Regions from separate parts of the Homo sapiens genome. Here region 1 is linked to region 2. The links are chromatin contacts, found by Hi-C or POLR2A ChIA-PET in ENCODE. All regions are on one chromosome and are shown on one strand. The core of a region is the stretch at or near the end of the contact, and the rest is flanking DNA. Distances in the headings are between cores, read along the strand shown. Region 1 overlaps DLGAP4 (DLG associated protein 4). Region 2 holds the start of SCAND1 (SCAN domain containing 1).

The links. A loop is a pair of places that touch in the nucleus more often than their neighbours do. ChIA-PET counts read pairs that join two places held with the same protein, here RNA polymerase II (POLR2A). Pooled maps may share reads with other maps.
Region 1: a loop to region 2 is called in a map of naive thymus-derived CD4-positive, alpha-beta T cell, with 4 times the contacts of the local background. The contact joins the enhancer-like site here to the promoter of SCAND1 in region 2. A Hi-C loop is called at or near these places in 3 of 168 maps with a recorded cell type or tissue (B cell and naive thymus-derived CD4-positive, alpha-beta T cell), 10 of 37 single-sample maps with no recorded cell type and 14 of 50 pooled maps. POLR2A ChIA-PET finds 5 or more read pairs at or near these places in 9 of 52 experiments (AG04449, CD4-positive, alpha-beta T cell, CD4-positive, alpha-beta memory T cell and 6 more).

Annotation. Positions count from the first base shown.
Region 1 is chr20:36,463,513-36,466,502 of GRCh38, forward strand. All of the region lies in intron 7 of DLGAP4 (DLG associated protein 4), which reads left to right. Among named protein-coding and RNA genes, the nearest start is that of MYL9, 77 kb to the right of the region's middle. RefSeq lists enhancers at 496-1,422, 1,423-2,348, 1,924-2,103 and a silencer at 1,994-2,288. Within about 2 kb of position 1,644, at least 25 of the 41 ENCODE cell types and tissues checked have a DNase peak (open chromatin) inside an H3K27ac peak, as active enhancers do; they include CD4-positive, alpha-beta T cell, where a contact is called at or near this core.
Region 2 is chr20:35,953,115-35,956,092 of GRCh38, forward strand. SCAND1 (SCAN domain containing 1) reads right to left here and starts at 1,388. Exons shown (of 2, transcript NM_033630.3): 1 at 1,334-1,388; 2 at 510-1,225. The coding sequence starts at 1,170. The coding sequence ends at 631. It also overlaps a transcript of CNBD2 not described here. RefSeq lists enhancers at 906-985, 1,106-1,365, 1,446-1,645, 1,746-1,955.

The DNA of each region.
Region 1 (2,990 bases), core at 394-2,893, 510 kb after region 2:
ATGCACCTGCCCTTCCAATAGAGCAGGGAGACGGCTGTTTCTTAATTCAGGCCCCAATCCTGCTTGTTCTTTGTTAGTCCGTTTGTAAAGATAGATGGGCGTGCCCATCGGGATGTCTGTGCAGGGGGACAGTTGGATTTTCCATGTTCCATCCCATTGTTGTTTAAGGGTGGGCCCTGCTTGGACAGTGGCACTTGGAATAAAGTCACTTTGTAGTTGTGAGCCTTGGCTGCTTTTCCTGCTTCCCCTGTAGAGTAGGGGAACAAAGACCTCAGCCGAGAGAGGTTCTGCAGAGAGCTGGGGTTTGCTGTCAAGGAGCTTAGGATGTCCTAGAACTTTGGTGCAGGGAATGAGATCAGCTGTTCAAGCGCCTTGTCTTACAGATGAAGAGATGAGGCCCAGAAGGGCCAGGGACCCACAGAGGTTTGAGCCAGGACTTCTGGGTCCTGTTCCATGGCACTGCCTTTGAAGAAGTCACTGTCATGCTGTTATCACCTGCCCCTGGTGTATAATGACAATCTCTAACATCCTTTGACCTTTTTACTGTGTACGCTGTGCTTGGTGCTTTACTTCAGCTACTTGCAGTGGAAAAGAAGAAGGGCTTGGTGCCTGGCCTGGAAGTGAGGGGTGCAGGATCCCAGTTCCCACATCTCACCCACTTTTAGGGATGTCACTTTCCTTTGGGCTTCAGCTTCCTAATCCATAAAATGGGAATAACATTCCTTATCCTAAGACTGATTCTGAAATCATGGAATCCCTCAAGAATTGTGTGAGCAGCGGCTCACTCCTGTAATCCTAGCACTTTGGGAGGCCAAGGCAGGCAGGTCGCTTGAGCTCAGGAGTTCAAGACCAGCTTGGGCAACAAGACAAAACCCTGTTGCTCCAAAAAATACAAAAATTAGCTGGGTGTGGTGGCATGCGCTTGTATTCCCAGCTACTTGGAGGAGGCTGAGGCAGGAGGACAGCTTGAATCCAGAAGGTCAGGAGGTCGAGACTGCAGTGAGCTGAGATCATGCCACTGCACTCCAGCCTGGGTAACAAAATGAGACCCTGTCGACCGGGCGCGCTGGCTCACGCCTGTAATCCCAACACTTTGGGAGGCCGAGGCGGGCAGATCACTGGAGGTCAGGGGTTCGACATCAGCCTGGCCAACATGGTGAAACCCCGTCTCTACTGAAAATACAAAAATTAGCTGGGTGTGGTGGCACACGCCTGTAATCCCAGCTACTTGGGAGGCTGACGCAGGAGAATCATTTGAACCTGGGAAGCGGAGGTTGCAGTGAGCTGAGATTGCACCATTGCACTCCAGCATGGGTGACAAAAGCAAAACTCTGTCTCAAAAAAAAAAAAAGAAGAAACTGTTCCAGAGAGTAGAAACTCTGGGTTTCAGAACCACAAACGCCTGGTTTTAATCAGTCTCCATCATTCACTGCGTTTGTAATCTTGGGCAAATTATTTCTTTGAGCTTCAGTTTTCTTATCTGGACTCAAGATCTGTACTACAGGATTATGATGAGGATTAAATGAGATTATGTATTTTTTTTTAAATCTGGTGCACAGTAGGCACTTAATAAATGTGAACTTTCCCTTCCCAAAAACATCTGGGTGACTTTTCTCTTTGTAGGAACTAGACAGCCCAGTTCCCCCCCCATCCCCCCCACCCCCGCATGCCCTGTGGTTGGGGTTTAGATAACTAGGAAAGCACCTGTGGCTATTCTAATAGTAATAGGAGTGATCTTCTCATCTCTCCCAGGCTGTGTGAGGCATTGTGTAATCAGCCAGGCTCTTTCCCGACCATTGTTCTCCACCAACAGGCCTGGAAGTCGGAAGCCAGTGGAGTTCTCCCTGTTTCACAGGTGAATGAAAAATAGGGGGCCCAGAGAGAGACAAGGACCTGCTCAGGGGCCCACAGCCACAGCAGTGACAGGCAAACTTGTAGCCCAGGCCTCTTCTCCACAGCCCGCAGCGTTTCTCCAGGTTTATGGCTTCTGCCTGATAGCCTACCCCTCAGGCCGCCTTCCCTGGGTCTGTTCCCATCTGTTCTGGGAGGAGGGTTTTCTTGACATTTCCCCAGTCTCTGAGCTCATCTTGAATTTAAAAGGAGGCTATCTGGAGGCTGGGTGGGGACTGAGTCACCACCTCCCGTGGCTTTCTCATCCTGAGCAGCAACCAGACACACCCAGAGGGCCACTGCTGGAGACCTGCAGATTGTAAATGCCACACAGGCTTTCTTCCCAGAAGCTCAGATGGGCTCTTGCGGGAAGGCTGTCATCGTGGTTCTGTATGTATTTCTTCCTTCCCCTAGCCACTTTGAGAAGTTGTTGCCTGTCCTTTCCCGCTTCAGCCTTTATTAATGCTGTCCTCTTCCCCTATAGTGCCCTCTCTTCCCCTAGAGGCCCACACTGTCAAATGCCACCTCCCCCAGGAAGTTTGTCCTTGCTGGCTCTGGAGTCCCAGCAGGACTCCTGAGGATGCTTACGGCATGACCTTGGCAGGTCACGCCACCTTTCTGTGCCTCAGTTTTCTCATATATAAAATTTGGGTTTCTTGTCTTTATAAAGCTCCATCCCTAGACACTCTCATTTGGCAGGTCTTGGGGCAGGAATCACATGCCCCTAGGTTTTTAAACCAGCTCTCTAGAGGATGCTGGTGCTGAGAGCCTGTCGGCTGCAACCTGGGAAAAGCTGAACTGAGAGGACCCTGGTTTGCATGACAGCCTAGCTTGTTGCTGTGTGACCTTGGATTAGTCAGCTTTCTGTACCTCCGTTTTCCTCCCTATCAGATTGGGATGGAAATGAGAACTCGTGTAGTAACAGCCCCTCAATAAATGGCAGTCATCACCATCATCAGCTTTGTTTTGTGTGGGGATTGGTGGTTTTCAGAAGCAAGTCACCTTTCCCCTACTTGGTCCTGGCAGCAGGCACTGTCAAGTCAGACTGGGCCAGGGTGCAGGCTGTGGAATTGAACACCTGAGCAGGAATGAAGTCTAGT
Region 2 (2,978 bases), core at 138-2,637:
TTCAGTAATGTAAATAATCCATTACTTCAACTAGTTCTGCTTTATTCCTACCACAGGCCTAAAATTTGGCAAGGAAGTTGAGCAAGCCTGGCGGCATAAGCCAGAGCTCACAAGAACTAGCCTATCTCTGTGAAGGTGTGCAGTAAACACTTCACATTAAAATGGCCCAGTAACTTGGACATTTTGGGAAGCCTGTACCCAAAGGGCAGGTGCAAGTTGGTGCCCATATTGGTATAGAGGTAGCCAGTTAAGTGAGCATTTAATAGAGCCAGCTATTTTGCGTGTAAGAAACCCAAGTGGGTCCTTGGGAGCCCAGGTGAAAAACTTCCCATGTGTGGTAGAGGGATAACCTAGGTTCAGTCAACATCTAAAGATCCCACTATAGCCAACGAAGGCCTTATTGTTACGGACTCCCAACTTCGTTTCGCCACCAGCCAGAAAGGCGGTAGGAAACAGGCTTGGTAAAATAAACCCAATAAGAACGAATGAAAGAGACACACCAGACCACAGGCGCTGCCAAAACTCATTTTTCATTAACACGGGGTGGGGTCCCAGGCTCAGGCCCCCGGGCCCGATCATGGCCCCAGTCCGCACAGAGCGCCCGGCCCTGGCCGCCCGCAGCTCCACCGCTCAGCCAGTGATGCGCACATCCGTGCGGCGGCGGATCCGCCGGGCCCGAGCCGCCTCGGGCAGGATGGCGAGCAGCTGCTCTTGCACCAGCATCTCCACGATCTGCTCCTTGGTGCGGATGTCAGGCCGCAGCCACTGGCGGGACAGCTCCCGCAGCTGCCGGAAAGCCTCCCGGGGACCCGCCGCATCCTGGTAGCGGAACTGCCGGAAACGCTGGCGGAACGTCTCGGGACCGAGTCTAGAGCCGGCGGGGCCTGGTGTGGAGCGCGCTTCAGCTTCGGCCTGAGGCGCTACGCTCACGGGTGCGGGCCCGAGAGGCAGCTCCAGGGCCGCGGAGGCCGCAGCTCGGGGCGTAGGGATGGCTTCAGGGACCGCGGCGTTGGGACTGGAAGGCTCAGGGGCAGGCGGTGAGGCCTCTGGCAGCGAGGAGCCCACACAGTTACGCTCAGGGGCTGAGCTCGAACCGGCTCCTTCCAGTTTCTCCGGTGGCACCGCCGCGGGACTCCCAGTGGCCGCCAAGATCGGCTCCGTAGCCGCCATAACTCCAGCTCCGGGCGTCACTCTTTGTCCGGTAGCTGTGTGCTCAGCACTGCGTCTGCGCGGGGGTGGGGTGAGCAGGGAGACGTTTCCGGTTAAAGGGCAGAGCTCGCGTCACCCTTGAGGGAGTCGGACTCGGGACCGGCCGAGAGTGTGCGGAGCTTACCTGCACCAGCGAAGCGCCTGCGGCAGCCGGAAGCGAAAGTCTCTGGCTTCTCTGCGTCCAGGTCGGCGCGCGAGCACCCGGAAGCCGCTTGCGGGCTCCCGGAAGCGGCGCCCTCTAGCGTTCTCGAGTCGCATGAGGCGGCTGCTGCCCTCGCGGTGCGGGAGGGCGAGCTGCGCGTGGCCTGGGCTCCTTCCGAATGGTGGCGCCTCTGAGCGCCAGTTCGAGGAGGAGTCGGAGGAGGAGCCTGAATGTTTGGAGATAGACTTCAAGTCCCGGACCTTATCCGTGCGCCGCTTCGGTTTGCAGGTGACCTTTGCGTGCGGGCGCCCCTTCTGATTGACCCTGATGAGCTGTAGCTCTGATGGCCCCTCCTTCGGGAATGATTAGGGTGACGGCTGGCCGGGGCTCGTTCGAGTGGCGCCCGGCCGGTGGTGACCCGAACAGGAGAGCGGGACGGCGACCATTCTCTCGGGAGGGGCCCATCTGGAGAAAGTCCTCTCGCTTGGTCAAACTAGGAGGGCGATAGCACCGGCCTTACTGCGACGATGACAAAGTACAACACACCGTCTGGCGCGAAGGAGATGCTCGAGAACCCTTTGCTGTTGTTATTTTTCGCGTGTCCTCCGAAACCAAGGGAAATGCGGCTCTGTGGGTTCTGTTAACGTCAGCATTTAATAAGTGAACTCTAAATGCATTGCCCCTTATGGTGGCCGCTGGCCTCCTGAGTTGACTCAGCTCTTGCAACGTAGCTAGTTGATAACCCTCGAAATATAGCGAATTGAGATGTGCTATATTGTAAAATACGGGACTTAGTACGAAAAAACTGATGTAAAAATTATCTCAATACTTTTTAATACTGATTACATGTTGGAATATAATGTTTTGCATATATTGGGTCAAATAAAAATGTTATTAATTTCACCTGTGTTTTTACTTTTTAAATGCAGCTTCTAAAAACATTTAAATTGCATGTGCAGTTTACATTATATTTCTGTTGAGCAGCCTTGGGTTAGAGTGTTGGAGTGAGGCTACCTTGGTGGAATCCCCTTTGACGATACCCAGCTCAGAGTTGTTAGGAGGATTAAATAAATTAAGCCGTTGGAGAGAAAGGGCTTTTAAGAAGTTTGCTCTTGTTTTTATTAGGTAAACTGCTTGCTATCTCTGAGCTACTGTTTTCTTATCAGTAAAATGTGGATGTAATAGAACTTACCTCTCAGAGGTAATTGAGAATTCAGTGAGATGATGTAGGTAAAAGCACGTGGCCCTGACAGCCCTCGGCCAGGTGGTTTTCTGTTTGGTAGCTGACTCACAAATAGTTTTGTTTTTGTTTTTGTTTTTGTTTTGAGACTGAGTCCTCCGCCTACCGGGTTCAAGCGATTCTCCTCCCTCCGCCTCCCGAGTAGCTGGGATTACAGGCGCCCACCACCACACCCGGCTAATATTTTATATTTTTGGTACAGATGGAGTTTCACCGTGTTGGCCAGACTGGTCTCGAACTCTTGACCTCAGGTGATCCACTCTCCTCAGCCTCCCAAAGTGCTGGCATTACAGGCGTGAGCCACCGTGCCGGGCCACAAATAGGTTTTATATCCTCATTTTACAGAAGGGGAAACTGAGGCCCTCAAAGGACAGGGGCCTCATATGA